Linked DNA regions of Homo sapiens: regions 2 and 3 are each linked to region 1. A link is a loop called in an ENCODE intact Hi-C map of the cell type or tissue named here. Cell type or tissue: MCF 10A. All regions are shown on one strand. Links, peaks and the distances in the headings refer to the core of each region. The heading gives the core; the rest is flanking DNA.

Region 1 (4,981 bases), core at 1,402-3,901:
TGTGATCCTGGTTGCACCCCAGTGCCTGGGACAGGCTGCAGACTCCTGTAGATGTGAGAGTTCTCAGGGCCCTCCATGCCCTGGGTGTTTTTTTTTCCCCCAATTGTTGAGGTTTTTTGCTGAGGATAGTGTTTCATGTCCTGCTTATATTTTTATTTGAAGTGTCATCTGATATAGTTATTATTATCATTTTTCAAAATGTGGTGGCCCCGGATGATTAATCAGGAAAACAGAACACTTAAGATTTTCCTACCTCTTACCAATTCCGGTTCAATGTGACTTTCCTCTTTTGACCCCTGTCCCTCTCTGGTGTATTTTCCCCTATCCAGGCTGCAACAGAGCCTTCTTTCCTTTTTTTCTTTTTTTTTTGAGACGGAGTCTCGTACTGTCGCCCAGGCTGGCGTGCAGTGGCGGTATCTCGGCTAGCTGCAACTTCTGCCTCCCGGGTTCACATGATTCTCCCACCTCAGCCTCCCGAGTAGCTAGGATTACAGGAGTACACCACCATACCTGGTTAATTTTTTATATTTTTAGGAGAGACTGGGCTTCACTGCATTGGCCGGACTGATCTTGAACTCCTGATCTCGTGATCCACCCACCTCAGCCTCCCTAAGAGCTGGCTTCTTTTATTTTACAACCCCATCCTCTCCAGGAGACCCCATCCAGTCACTCCGCTTCCTCCCCCTGTCCTCTCCCAGGAAGTTCTCTCCTCACCTGTGAGCAGGAGCCCCTTCCAGGTGATGCGCTGTGTGCAGGAAGGGGCTGGGAGGGGCCCCATGGTCTCTGCTGCCTGTGTGTTCTCCTCTGTGGAGATGAGCCTGGGATCCAGAAGCTGTCTGAGCACGGCTGTCAGCTGTGCTGTCCTTCCTCCTTCTGTGCTGAGCCTCTTCCCGGGGCAGGAGCACTTCTCAAGCTCATGGGCGGGGTCAGTCCCAGGACACCTCTCTGTCCCCTTCTCTCTCAGTCCTGCCTCCTTGTCCCTCCTTCTGTTTTTCCTTTTGTCTGTGTTTCAGGTCCCTGGGAGTTGTGGAGGCCTCTGCCTTTTTCAGCAGTGATTCTTTCACCAAACCTCAACACACACTTTGTGCAGACACACACACACACACACACACACACACACACACACAGAAGAGACACACACAGACCCACACAGTCAGGCACATACCCTGCAGGTTGGGCAAGCACAGTCCTGGGCCTCAGCCTCCTGCTGTCCCCATGGCTCTGGGTTGGGGTGCACATTCATGCCTTTTACCCTCTTTCATCCCCATCTGGCTCTCCCCTTCAGTGCAGGAGGCTGGAGATGCACCAGGTCCCTGTCACAGTGACACCCCATTGTGCTGTGGGTGAGCTGTGTGTTGCCTGGTGAGAGGGACCCTTCCTTTCTCTAATCGTGTCAAGCTTGACTGCAGCTTCCAAGGATGGACTTTCAGGACCTGGGTGTCCCAGAGGAAACTGTCCTTCCTGGAGGTGTGCAGGGTGAATCTCTCATGCCTCTTAGGAGGAGAGGCCTGTGCTGGTTGCTCAGTGGGGGCTGTGAGTCCCATAGTCAAAGGGACAGTTCTCTGTCAGTCTATGGCTCCCTGGGGTCTGGCGGCTGAGCTGGAGCTCAGGGTTTCTCATGTTCTCCCTGACCATCTTTGATGTCCTCTCTTCTCTGCCCAGCTGATTGTCCTGTGGTCACCACACCTTCCCCGTGGTGGTGCAGGAGGAAGTGGGGAGTTACCCAGGAACCCCGCGGGACATGGCTCATTGAGACGCAGGAGGGGGAGCCTGGGACAGAGCAGGGGTTCAGAGCTGGAGAGATTCATCCCGACTTACTCCGTGGCCATGATGGGCTCAGCCCTCCATGTGCTGACACACCCAGGGGTCTGTCCTGAGGGTTTTGACCTGGCCAAGCTGCTGTCTGTAGAGGAGGAACAGGCAGTGACCAGAGAGGCTCTCTGGAGGGACGTTGCTCACACCTGAGAGGGCGGGTGGGGGTGAGTTGTGTTCTGGGAGCAAAGAGCAATAACACCGCCCTTCTCCACGCAAGTACACAGGAGAGGTCTGTCTTCCCAAGGGACAGCTGGGGGTAGGTGGCCACATCCCGGATGGTACCTGTGAATGACCATCACACGCTCTCTGAGCCCCCTGGGGTGCAGGGGGCAGGCAGGTGACAGGGTGCCTGGCTGATTCCCGGGGAGGCTGTGGGCCCTCAGGCAGCCGCTGTTCTGTGTCGGCGCTAGGCTTGGCCTGGGAAGCCCCAGAGAACAGGACAGATGGAGCAGGGGCAGGCATTTAGGGAGCAGTGACAGAAAGAGTTGATGAGGATGGAGAGAGTTCACGAGGGGAAAGCGCCCAGTGTGGCGTCGCGTGCACCAGCGCTGCCCTGGGAGATGCCTTTAGCTGGGCCCAGGGAAGGAGCAGGTGTGTGGGGCAGGAGCTCCCTGCAGAGGGAGTGGTGTTAGGTTGGCGGCCGCCAGGTCAGGGAGGAACTGACAGAGTCCGTGTGGGGAGCATGGAGGGTGCTGAGGACTTGGGCCGAAGTGACCCTGGTGAGGGTGGACCCTGCTGGGCTGTGGGTTCCGCTGAGGGAGGTTGGCATCCCCTGGGAAGGCTCCAGGCTGGGAGGGACTCTGTCGCCCTCTGGTGGACAGGGAGGGAAGTGTGAACGGCAGCAATCCCAGGCCAGGCTGCATGTTTTATTCCACTTCACACGAGGTCACACATATGTTATGTTACAGCTCCTTCACCTTCCAGCCCCGTGAGTCCCAGTCTCTGTGGCTCTACGTTCACTGTTATCCCTCTTTCACAATCAGATGTCCCAAACGCAGATTTTTGTCACCTTCTGTGAGTTTGTGTTTGTGTGCAGTAGGCAACACTGTGAATACCCTGGGGGCAGTGATGCCTGGGGCTGAGCACTGCACATGGGTTTGAGAGCAGAAGAGGGAGCAGCAGGGTGGGAAGATCAACGTCAGGGGGGCAAGGACAAGTCATTTTCATTTTCTCACTCCCAGGGACCAGAACCCAGGATTCTGACTCCAGGGCACAGTACCACACCCTGCTGGTGTCCCTGGATGTCATGATGCTCATAGTGTCATGTTGCCTTGGCATTCATTTTTTAAGGTGTAAGTTTATTTGCCTCAAATCAGAGGCAGGGCTTGGTCACCATGGTAGTTTTCAATACTGTGTCTGGTTCAAGTGGCTCCAGTTGGTGTCCAGAGATAAAATCTTAGAGGCATCTCTCCTGCTTGGTGTGCTGGGCTCCCCTCTCTCAAGCTGCTTTCTTTAAACTGATAATTCTGACATTCGCCCTCACATTTAAAGTGACTACCTCTCAGTCACAGCGTGAGCTCCTGGTCCCAGTGTTTGCTGCTTGCTTTGAACACATCCATTAAAGCTCCCTGCTGGAAACCTGTCAGATAACACCCTGGACTTAATAAAGCCATTCGCTTACAGGTCTCTTCTCTCCTCCCTGCATGGGGTCACTGACCACTGTGTCTGTGGTCTCCAGGTGTGCCGAGTGCTCCCTAGTGTCTGGAAGTAGTAAAAATACTTACATTTTCACGTTGTGGTTGTATTGCTGTTGCCTCACATGCCATCCAGGGCCTGACATTGAGGCTGCCCTATGGGACCTGTGCTGGTTGAGCCCTTGCTGGAGCTCTTGTTTTGGGGCCTTTGATTCTCCTGGGGACAGGAGCTTCCAGCTAATTTGATTGAAATACTGATGTGTTTCATTGACACACTGGGTCAGATGATGTATTCATGGGCTTCAGCTGCCATAACAAACACCTTAGCTTGGGTGAACGATATAATAGAAATCTATTTTTCACAGTTCTGTGAATAATGTGCTATTTCAACCACTTTAAAATGCACAATCAAGTGAAATTAACCACATACACAGTGTTAAATTACCATCACCACTATTTTCCCTAGAAAATTTTTATCATTTTAAACTGAAACTTTGTATCTTTTAAACAATACCTCCTTGTATGTTCCACCCTAGACTTTGATCATCTCTACTCTGTCTCTATGAATTTGCCTATTCTTGATGTCTAATATAAATGGAATTATACACTTACGTTAATTTGTTTCTGACATATTTCACTTAGCATAATATTTCCAAAGTCCATGCATGTTCCAGTGGGTATCAGAGCTTCATTCCTCTTTATGGCAGATTAACATTCTGTTGTATGTGTCACCATATTTATTTATTGATGTGTTGAGGAGCACTTGGATTGTTTTCATATTTTATATTTTGTGAATAATGCTGCAATCAACATTCCCATGCAAGTACCTGTTTGAGTCCCTGGATTTAATTCTTTGGGTATATACCTAGGAATGGAAGTTGTTTCAAATGAGAATTCTATGATTAGCTTTTTGAGGAAAAGCAAAACTGTTTCTCCTTTTTATATTCTCACCAGCAATGTATGAAGATTCCAAATTCTACATAATACTGGTACTTGTTATTTAACATTTTAAAAGAATGGTAGCCAGTTTTGTAGGTGAGTTGTCGTGTCTCATTGATGCTTTGACTTTGTATTTTCCTAACGACTAATGATGTTGCGTATCTTCTCATGTCCTTCTTGACTATTTGTATATCTTCCTTGAAGAAATGTCTATTTGAGTCTTTTGCCCATTTATAAATTGGATGGTTTGTCCTTTTGTTATTGAGTTGTAGCTAGTTCTTTATATTATCTGGACATGAAAACTGCCTATATGTGGTTTGCAAATATTTTCTCTCATTCTGTATCTATTAATTATTTTCTTGATAATTTCCTTTGATGTACAAAAGGCTCACATCTTGATAAAGCCCAATGTATATTTTTTTCTTATTTCTCATGCTTTTGTATCATATCTAAGAATCCATTGCACATTTGAGGTCATCAATATTTACATCTATGTCTATTTTAAGATGTTTTTATGGTTATAGATCTTATATTTAACTCACTGATCAATTTTTTAGAGAATTGTTTGATATGGTGGGAGGTAGAGTTATCTA
Region 2 (4,981 bases), core at 1,273-3,772, 150 kb after region 1:
GTGTTGTCCAGGCTGGTCTCGAACTCCTGAGCTCAGGCAATCCACCTGCCTTGGCCTCCCAAAGTGCTGGGATTATAGGCATGAGCCACCGCACCCAGCAGAGCATGGGTTTTTAATTTAATGAAGTCCAATTTATCAACTTTATGAAATATGCTTTTAGTATTATATATTATACATTAGCCAAGTTTGTTATTGCTTGTTTGTTTGTTGTTGTTGTTGTCACTGCTATTCTAAGTCGTTTGCATTTCCAAATGAATTTTAGAATCATCTTGTCAATTACTACAAAAATCCTGCAAGGATTTTGATTGGGATTGTTTGAGGAGAATTGACATCTTAACGTTAAGGAAACAGGAGCATAGGAGAGCCAGGGTGACACCATTTTAAAATCAACCCTGTCGTAAAACTAGCAAGGTACGCTCTTTGCCAATCACAACCCACGGTCATAAGATGTTTACAGCTAAAGAAGCAGTTTATTAATGCCTGCAAGGACAAACTCCTGTGACAGAAGAATGTCCAGATGTCCCAATATCACATAACAATATATACTTTCAAGACAGAGTCATGCTTTGGTGTACTTATGCACTAAAATGCCAAGAATAACTTTTATTTATTTATTTATTTATTTATTTATTTATTATTTTTGGAGATGGGGTCTCGCTCTGTCACCCAGGCTGGAGCGCAGTGACATGATCTCAGTTCACTGCAACTTCTGCCTCCCCGGCTCAAGCAATCCTCCCACCTCCCACCCCCACCCTCCAGTAGCTGGGACTACAGGCGAGAGCCACCACACCTCACTAATTTTTGTATTTTTTTTGTAGAGACAGGACCGCACCGTGTTGCCCAGGCTGGTCTCAAACTCCTGGGCTCAAGCGATCCTCCCACCTTGGCCTCCCAAAGTGCTGGGATTACAAGCATGGTCCACTGCACCTGGCAGATAACTTTCCTTAAATCAGCAAAATAATAAATTTTGTCATGCTGTCAGCCCACTCACACATAGACATAACTTAGCTTAGCTTTTATATAGATAAGACCCCTGTATAAGAAGAGTTTTTAAAAAAGGACAATGCGGCCGGGTGCGGTGGCTCACGCCTGTAATCCCAGCACTTTAGGAGACTGAGGCGGGCAGACCACGTGAGGTCAGAAGTTCAAGACCAGCCTGACCAACATGGAGAAACCCGGTCTCTACTAAAAATACAAAATCAGCCGGGCGTGGTGGCGCATGCCTATAATCCCAGCTACTCGAGAGGCTGAGGCAGGAGAATCGCTTGAATCTGGGAGGCAGAGTTTGTGGTAAGCCGAGATCGCGCCATTGCACTCCAGCCTGGGCAACAAGAGTGAAACTCTGTCTCAAAAAATAATAATAATAATTTTTAAAAAGACAGCGCATTCTTTCTCTTGCTTTCTGAGGCAACCCTACTGTGTAACTAATGAGCAACTCTGTTGCCACCGCACTCTGTGACTCACCTTGAATTCTTTCTTGCATAAGATCCAAAAATCCTCTCTTGGAGTCTGGATCAAGACCCCTTTTTCCAGCGACATTAATAATACTGTGTCTTCTTCCCCATTCATACCATATATCTTTTCATTTATTTCACAACAGTGCTGAAATAAATGAAAAGATATATGCTATGAATGGGGAAGAAGACACAGTATTATTTCACAGTGTGAAATTTCCTTCAGCATTGTTGTGCTGTTTCCAGTATACAGGTGTTGGCAGGGATATAGAAAAACTGGAATGCATATATTATGGGTGGGCACCTGCATGAGATCCCAAGAAACAGCAACTAGGCCAGGGTGACTGGAGCAGAGGAAATGAGGAAGAGCATCTTAGGAGATGTGGTCAGAGGTAACGGGAATACAGATCTCAGGGAGCTCATAGGCAACTGCACTGACTCTGGCTTTTATGCCAGGTGAATTTGGAAGTTGTTAGAGAGTTTAGATCAGGCTAGGTGTGGTGGCTCATGCCTGTAATCAATCCTAGCACTCTGGGAGGCCAGAGTGGGAGGATAGCTTGTGTCCAGGAGTTTGAGACCAGCCTAGGCAACATAGCAAGATCCTCATTTCTACAAAAAATTTTTAAAAATTAGCTGGGCATGATGGCATGCACCTTTGGTCCCAGCTGCTGAGGAGGCTGAGGCAGGAGGACTGCTTGAGCCTGGGAGGTTGAGGCTGAAGTAAGCTTTGATCCCACCACTGCACTCTGCCTGGGTGACAGAGTGAGACTCTGTTTAAAAAATAAAGAAAGACAGAGAGATTGAGGGAGGGGAGAGAGAGAGAAAGGAAGGGAGGAAGGGAGGAAGGAAGGAAGGAAAGAAGGAAGGGAGAGAGGGAGGGGGCAGTGCAGAGGGAGGGAGGGGAAAAGAAAGAGAAGAGAAGAGAAAAGGAAAAGAAAAGAAAGAAGAAAAAGTTAGTTTATGTCAGGGTGTGATACGATGTTTTGACTTCTCTTGTCTAAGGAGCCCTCTAGCTGCTATGTTGAGAATAGTCTGGAGGAAGACAAAATTGGCAGTGGGAGACCCACTAAATTGCTGTTTGCCACGTTTTTAAAAGCTGAATAGCTTAGATCAGTAGTTTAGGAGATCGACAAGACTTGTTTTCTGGTCACAACGCTGCTGACTAAAACAGGATTTAGTCCAGACAGGATAAAGTGAAGAAACTGGACAAAACCAGCAGATGACAGCAAAAGTGACCCTAGCTGCCCTCATTGCTCATTAGCTCAAGACACTGCCCCCAGCACCATGACAGTTTATAAACGCCATAGCAACGACCCAGAAGTTACCACCCATTTCTATGGCAATGATCTGGAAGTTGCTGCCCTTTTCCTGGAAACTTGTTAAATAACTCACTCCTTAATTTGCATTAATCCACACCTTAATTTGCATGTAATTGAAGTGGCTATAAGAGAATATAAATGTAGTTGCCAAGGGTTCACAGGTTGCCAACTCTGGGCACACTGCCAATGAGTTATCCCTGCTCAGCAAGGAGCAGTACCATTCAATAAAAGATTACTGCCTAATACCCGGGGCTCGCCCTTGAATTCTTTCCCGGTCAAAGCCAAGAACCCTCCCAGCCTAAGCATCATGTTGGGGGCCTGTCCATCCTGCATCAGTTTTTTTGTTTTGTTTTTGTTGCTGTTGTTGTTTGTTTTTGTTTTGTTTTGTTTTGAGACAGGGTCTTGCTCTGTCACCCAGGCTGGAGTGCAGCGGCACAAACGCAGCTCACTGTAGCCTCTACTTTCTGGGCTCAAGTGATCCTCCCATCTCAGGCTCCTGGGTAGCTGGGCCTCCAGGCACGCACCACCAGAGCTGGCTAATTTTTTTTTTAATTTCGTAGAAACAGAGTCTCACCATGTTACTCAGGCTGTGCTCAAACTTCTGGGCTTAAGCGATCCTCCCACCTGGGCCTCCCAAATTTCTGGGATTACAGGTGTGAGCCACTGCACTCAGCGTGCATCAGTTCTAACTACCAAATTGAAAGGAACTTAGAGGAGAAAAGAGCATGTTAAATGCCTGTGGGGATGGAACTAGCAAAATCCAGATTATGGAAGCTGCAAGACAATGACCTAACTTTGTCAAAACATAAATTTGAGAGAAGAAGAAAAAAAAGTAAGGGAAGCTATAGTTTAAGAGGAACTTAAACACACAAAATCAAATGCAATTTGTGGACCTTGCTTGGATCCTGGCTTGAATAATCAGATATAAAATAATACTTTTCTGATACAGCTAAGAAAATGCATTCATTGATTATTTAATGAGGTAGGTATCTTAAATTCTATTAGATATGAGAACTGAGATCATGTATTTCAACATGACTTACCTGTTTGTTTGACTTTCAAAAAAGCCTTGCCTGGAAGGATAAGACTGTAAAACAATAAAGAACTCATTGTTTGCTTCAGGAAAATAAAAAAAAAAAAAAATTTATCTAGGCAAACAATTTGCTCACCTGGGCATATAGCTCTCCTCTCAACACATGGCTCAACTGGGCAAAAAGCTCACTTATCAGACAATAGTTTGCTTCTCAAGACTTCTCTCAAGACCTCCATTCTGTTGTGTTCACCAATTCTAAACTATCGTCTCATACTTTTTATCCAATTTTATTTTATTTTATTTTATTTTACTTTATTTTATTTTATTTTATTTTATTTTATTTTATTTTATTTTATTTTGAGATAGTGTCTCGCTCTGTCGCCCAGGCTGGAGTGCAGTGGCATGATCTCGGCTCACTGCAACCTCCGCCTCCTAGGTTCTTTCCTGACCTCAGGTGACCCGCCTGCCTCAGCCTCCCAAAGTGCTGGGATTACAGGCGTGAGCCACCGCACCCAGCCCTTTGCCCAATTTTAGTCAGTTCCTTGCTTTAAAGAATTACCTCAAATACCCTTACATCATTTTCCCCTTTGTGACACTGTTGAGACACCACCGAACTTTGTTCTCCCTTGCTGCAATTGGCCTTATAAACTCTTACTTTGCGTGATCAATGGGTTTCTCTGGTAGTCTTTGCAAGAAAGTCAACCATTAATAGATACGCTGATTTCATGACATGTTTATTTTAATTTTTTTATTTTCTTGTAACTTTATCGTCACAGAATGTGGCATATTTATTTTTTAAAAGGGAGAGGCTCAGCGGATCCAGTGGCTCATGCCTGTAATCCCAGCACTTTGGGAGGCCGAGGCCGGTGGATCACTTGAGGTCAGGAGTTCAAGACCAGCCTGGCCAACATGGCGAAACCCCATCTCCACTAAAAATACAAAAATTAGCCAGGCGTGGTGACGCATGCCTGAAATCCCAGCTACTCAGGAAGCTGAGGCAGTAGAATTGCTTGAACCCGGGAGGCAGAGGTTATAGTGAGCTGAGATTGCACCATTGCACTCCAGCCTGGGGAACAGAGCAAGACTGCATCTCAAAAAAAAAAAAAAAAGGTTGGGGGAGGCTTATCTTTTTAAAACTATATATACAGAATGGCTGGGCATGGTGGCTCACATCT
Region 3 (4,981 bases), core at 803-3,302, 60 kb before region 1:
TAACATTTTAAAAGAATGTTAGCCAGTTTTGTAGGTGTGATGTGGTGTCTCCTTGCAGCTTTGACTTTGTATTTTCCTAATGACTATTGATGTTGAGTATCTTTTCATGTCCTTCTTGACTATTTGTATATCTTCTTTGAAGAAATGTCTATTTGAGTCTTTTGCCCATTTATAAATTGGATGATTTGTCCTTTCTTTATTGAGTTGTAGCTAGTTCTTGATATTATCTGGACATGAAAACTGCCTATATGTGGTTTGCAAGTATTTTCTCTCATTCGGTGTCTATTAAATATTTTCTTGATAATTTCCTTTGATGCACAAAAGGCTCACATCTTGATAAAGCCCAATTTATCTTTTTTTCTTGTTACTCATGCTTTTGTATCATATCTAAGAATCCATGGCACATTTGAGGTCATCAGTATGTACCTCTGTGTCTATTTTAAGATGTTTTTATGGTTATAGGTCTTATATTTAACTCACTGATCAATTTTTTAGAGAATTGTTTCATATGGTGGGAGGTAGAGTTATTTAAATTAACTGTTTTGCATGTGGTTATCTAGTTTCTGCACTATCATTTGAAAGAAGAATTGTTAATCCATTAAATTGTCTTGACACCCTCTTCAAAGAGTAATTGATCATAAGTGTGAGGGTTTATTTCTAGACTCTCAATTCTATCCCATTTGTCTTTATGTCCATTCTTTTGCCAGCAGCTTCTGTTTTAATAATTGTACTCCTTTGCGAGGTTTCAAGTAAAGTTCAAGCCTACAATTTATTTTGGCAAGATTATTGTGGCTATTCAGTGTTCCTTTTCTGAAAGGTGGGGAGGCCAATGTTTCACCATTGGGAAAGCCTTTTCTGTCTTCTTCAGGGGGAAATTTGGGAGAACCTTTTAAGAAACTTTATCTAAGTAGGTAAACTCTCACCACTTTATTTGCTGAAGTGCTATGTTAAAGTGTGCATTGCCTCTTGTGGAAGAATTGTGAGACCCTGGAAGCACCTGCCCACGTGGTGAGAGACAGTGAATTCCATGATGAGGGGCAGAGAGGATGTTGTTTTGTGATACAATGTTGTTGGGGAGTTGTATACATCTCTATTTCTTTGTCTCTGTACAGTGGGTGTAGGGACCAGCCCCACAGGGTCGGCGGGTTTTTCTCCCCATGTGTGGAGACAAGAGATTGTAGAAATAAAGACACAAGACAAAGAGATAAAAGACAGCTGGGCCTGGGGAACCACTACCACCAAGATGCGGAGATCGTTAGTGGCCTCGAATGCCAAGCTGTGCTGATATTTATTGGATACAAGACAAAGGGGCAGGATAAGGAATGTGAGCCATCTCCAATGATAGGTAAGGTCACATGGGTCATATGTCCACTGGACAGGGGGCCCTTCCCTGCCTGGCAGCCAAGGCAGAGAGAGAGAGGAGAAAGAGAGAGAGCTTACAGCATTATTTCTGCTTATTAGAGACTTTTAGTACTTTCACTAATTTGCTACTGCTAACTAAACAGCAGAGCCAGTTGTACAGGATGGAACATGAAGGTGGACTAGGAGTGTGACCACTGAAGCACAGCATCACAGGGAGACAGGCCTCTGAATAACTGCGGGTTGACCTGACTAATGTCAAGCCCTCCACAAGAGGTGGAGGAGCAGAGTCTTCTCTAAACTCCCCCGGGGAAAGGGAGACTCCCTTTCCCGGTCTGCTAAGTAGTGGGTGTTTTTCCTCGACACTGAGGCTACCACGACATCATGGTTCGCCTGGAAACCGGCATCTTCCCAGACGCTGGCGTTACCACTAGACCAAGGAGCCCTCTAGTGGCCCTGTCTGGGCGTAACAGAAGGCTCGCACTATTGTCTTCTGGTCACTTCTCACTATGTCTCCCCAGCTCCTATCGCTGTATGGCCTGGCTTTTCCTAGGTTATGATTATAGACCAAAGATTATTATAATATTGGAATAAAGAGCAATGCTACCAACTAATGATTAATAATATTCATATATAATCATATCTAAGATCTATATCTGGTATAACTATTCTTCTTTTATATTTTATTATACTGGAACAGCTGGTGTCCTCGGTCTCTTGCCTCGGCACCTGGGTGGCTTGCCGCCCACAAGTGGGCATCTCCATTGGACACAGTAGGTTTTGAAATCCTTGTTTATCCTCTGGGGTCTGGGTCTTGGCTTACCTGTTAGCTGCAGCTGAAAGAGGTGTCTGCTAAGTCAATGACACCTGTGGGGAGAAGAAGGATTCAGCAGAGTGAAAGTAGCTGGGGCTCAGAGAAGCCAGGAAAGTCTGACTCTTAGAAACTGTGGGTCAGCAGATGGGTGTCCTCAGGGATAAATGGGCCATGCCAGTAGCCACTGCAGTGAACTGGAAGAAGGTAAGGGATGCTGGGTATCCCATGTTCTGTCTCAGCTCTGCAGCTGAAGATTTGGGCCCTGGGCTGGTACGGCCCTGCAGCAGGGGAAGGGTATACAGGAATGGCTGCATATCGGGACAAAGTCCATGTCATCTTCTTAGGCATTGTTACTGCAGATGGAGGATTGTGTTCAGAGACCTGGCCTAAACACATGGGAGGGCCCACCCCATTCTTTTAAAATTATTTTAAGAGAACAGTATTAGCAAATGTGGTACATGTTTTATTCTGCTAGAATCAGTCTTACTGTCACGTTTTACAATGTATCTCTTAGGAAATGGCAAGAGTCATCCACACAATGTGCATTTAAAGGGGACTCTACTATAATTTCAGCTTTCCTACTCTTTATAGAAACCATCTTCTCTGCAAACACACAGGCAATATCTCTGTATTCATTTCTATTGGGAGCCCTGTATGCAAGGTGGAGAGAGCCACATTTCCCCTGAGATTTTACGTAAAAGTTTGAGGTTGAGACGACATATCTGACACTCTGTTGTTATCCTCAGAAGCTACTACATGTGAAATTCTAATGACTGCATTATCCTGCCAAGTGAAAGAGGCAGGCATGAGCAAGGACAGTTAAGAGGGGTGAGAGCCTCATCATGATGGGGAGTCTTGTTCTGACATCTTGGGAAAAACTGTCCACAGTGTGAAGTCATCCACTTGTTGTCCTGGTTTACAGTTTGAGCAGCTGTTGTTATGGTGTCGAACATTTTGGTGAGTTCTGAGTGGCTCACGCTTCAGGTACAAGGGTTTTCCCATGAAATTTACATTGAGTTGTCCACCTCCCGCTTATAGGACTTCTGGAACAGAGTGGGTCTTGCTCTTCGTGATTCCATGGGAGAAAATGGAATTGGAGGAACTAGTAGAATTCAGGGTAATATCCAGTCTACAGGTAGATAATAAAAACACAGAAACAATGAACAAAGTTGCAATCTCATAACCGGTGTACTACGGTTTTTATTTTCCACATTATTTTTCTCTCTATGGGCATCTCTAGTTTTACCAATGATAATTTCAGTAGAATAAATTTGTTTGCAAAATAGGTTGAGTTTCTTCAAACGTGGTCTGATTCTTTACATAAGTGCAGCAAGAGTAGCAATGGACCATGTAGGATCTCTTTTAAAATTTTTCTTTGCTCTAAGTTTTTATAAGGAATCTCAGATTAAACTTTTACAAACCTCTTGAGAATAGGAAGCCAAACCAAGGCTGAGTTTAGACTTTGCCTGCAGTTCATACTGGTTCATTCTGTCTATATTCTTAAATATAACATCCCAGTCAAAGCCTTGGTAATATAACCAATGATTTGAAATGTGTCCTGTTACAAAGAGAGCAGATTGTTGCTGTACTTGTGCAAATATCTGTATTACCATAAACATATCAATACTCATGAATAGTTGCCCAATTCTGGGGCAGTCAGGTAGAGAGCAAAAGTAAATGTTTCAATTACAGTTCCCAGAAGTATAGTTTATTGAACTGCTATAAGCTATAGATAGATTAAAAGAAAAAAATTCCATAAATCTAGAAAACAAACCATTTAAAGAATCAGCAAATTTTCAAACAAAAATCATAAAAACATTATCCTCATTATTATCAATTGTTTCAATGAAATCAGTGTTTTTCCTGCTTGGTATAGGCTGGGAATTTTAAGAAGATATCAGCCTGTTTCTTAAAGTTTTGGAAGTTCTTAGACAGTCCAGTGGTATAATCTGAAAGTTATCAGAAACTTGTATTAAAGAGTTCTTGTCAGCATCTTTTCCATAAATCTCCTTGAAAAGGAAGCAGTTTTGGACTGTAGCTGATTGGAAATGCTTTGAGGAAGAATAAAAACAACATCTGTGAATGACAAAGATTTTAAATGACTATGGTTTAAACTCTGATGATAATTCATTATGATAACACAGCTCACAAAAAAAGTTACTTCTGTGGTATATGACATTATGGCTGATAACATATTTAATTTCTAGGAATCTCATACAATTTCTGGAACAATCATATCAGTAACATATCCATTAATATAACATAGAGAAAGTTTAGCATCCTTTACCACTTATGATTTGAAAATGCTTTTCATATAATTTTACATATCAAATAAAGTGGCTTTTCCATGTAGCTTGTGTTTCTCAGCAGGATTACTGAGGTCTTTGTGGAGGCCATTAATGAATAGGGCCAGGAAAGTATAGGCTCATGTATGCTGAAAAATTTCCCTAGATAATTCCAATACTCCCAGCTAATAAGCATTAATTTAGGTCTAAGTTTTACCTATTAGAACAGCTGTTCTTTATCCTGGTTACACATTAGTAGCATCTGGGAAGACTTAAAAACTAACAATGCCTGCCAGATGCAGTGGCTCATGCCTGTAATCCCAGCACTTTGGGAGGCTGAGGCAGGTGGATCATGAGCTCAGGAGATCGAGACCATCCTGGCTAACACGGTGAAACACTGTCTCTACTAAAAATACAAAAAAATTAGCCGGGTGTGGTGGTGGTTGCCTGTAGTCCCAGCTACTTGGGAGGCTGAGGCAGGAGAATGGCGTGAACACAGGAGGTGGAGTTTGCTGTGAGCCGA

The links. Peaks named below come from ENCODE experiments on the same cell type or tissue, not always from the same donor. Only the 100,000 strongest peaks of a DNase experiment are listed, where the experiment ranks them.
Region 2: a loop joins it to region 1, with 9 times the contacts of the local background. A loop is called at or near these places in 5 of 110 quality-filtered maps.
Region 3: a loop joins it to region 1, with 6 times the contacts of the local background. A loop is called at or near these places in 5 of 110 quality-filtered maps.

Annotation. Positions count from the first base shown.
Region 1 is chr19:43,268,654-43,273,634 of GRCh38, forward strand. It overlaps PSG9 (pregnancy specific beta-1-glycoprotein 9), which reads right to left and starts at 877. Exons shown (of 6, transcript NM_002784.5): 1 at 715-877. The coding sequence starts at 778. In MCF 10A, for the core only: a CTCF peak has its summit at 2,641 (motif pointing left); no DNase peak of the experiment used is centred there.
Region 2 is chr19:43,423,359-43,428,339 of GRCh38, forward strand. No RefSeq gene overlaps it. Among named protein-coding and RNA genes, the nearest start is that of TEX101, 11 kb to the left of the region's middle. In MCF 10A, for the core only: CTCF peaks have their summits at 2,461 and 2,661 (motif pointing right); DNase peaks (open chromatin) are centred at 2,493 and 2,953.
Region 3 is chr19:43,209,174-43,214,154 of GRCh38, forward strand. It overlaps LOC284344 (a long non-coding RNA gene), which reads right to left. Exons shown (of 9, transcript NR_033888.1): 9 at 2,618-3,302. Among named protein-coding and RNA genes, the nearest start is that of PSG4, 6.0 kb to the left of the region's middle. In MCF 10A, for the core only: a CTCF peak has its summit at 1,816 (motif pointing left); a DNase peak (open chromatin) is centred at 1,818.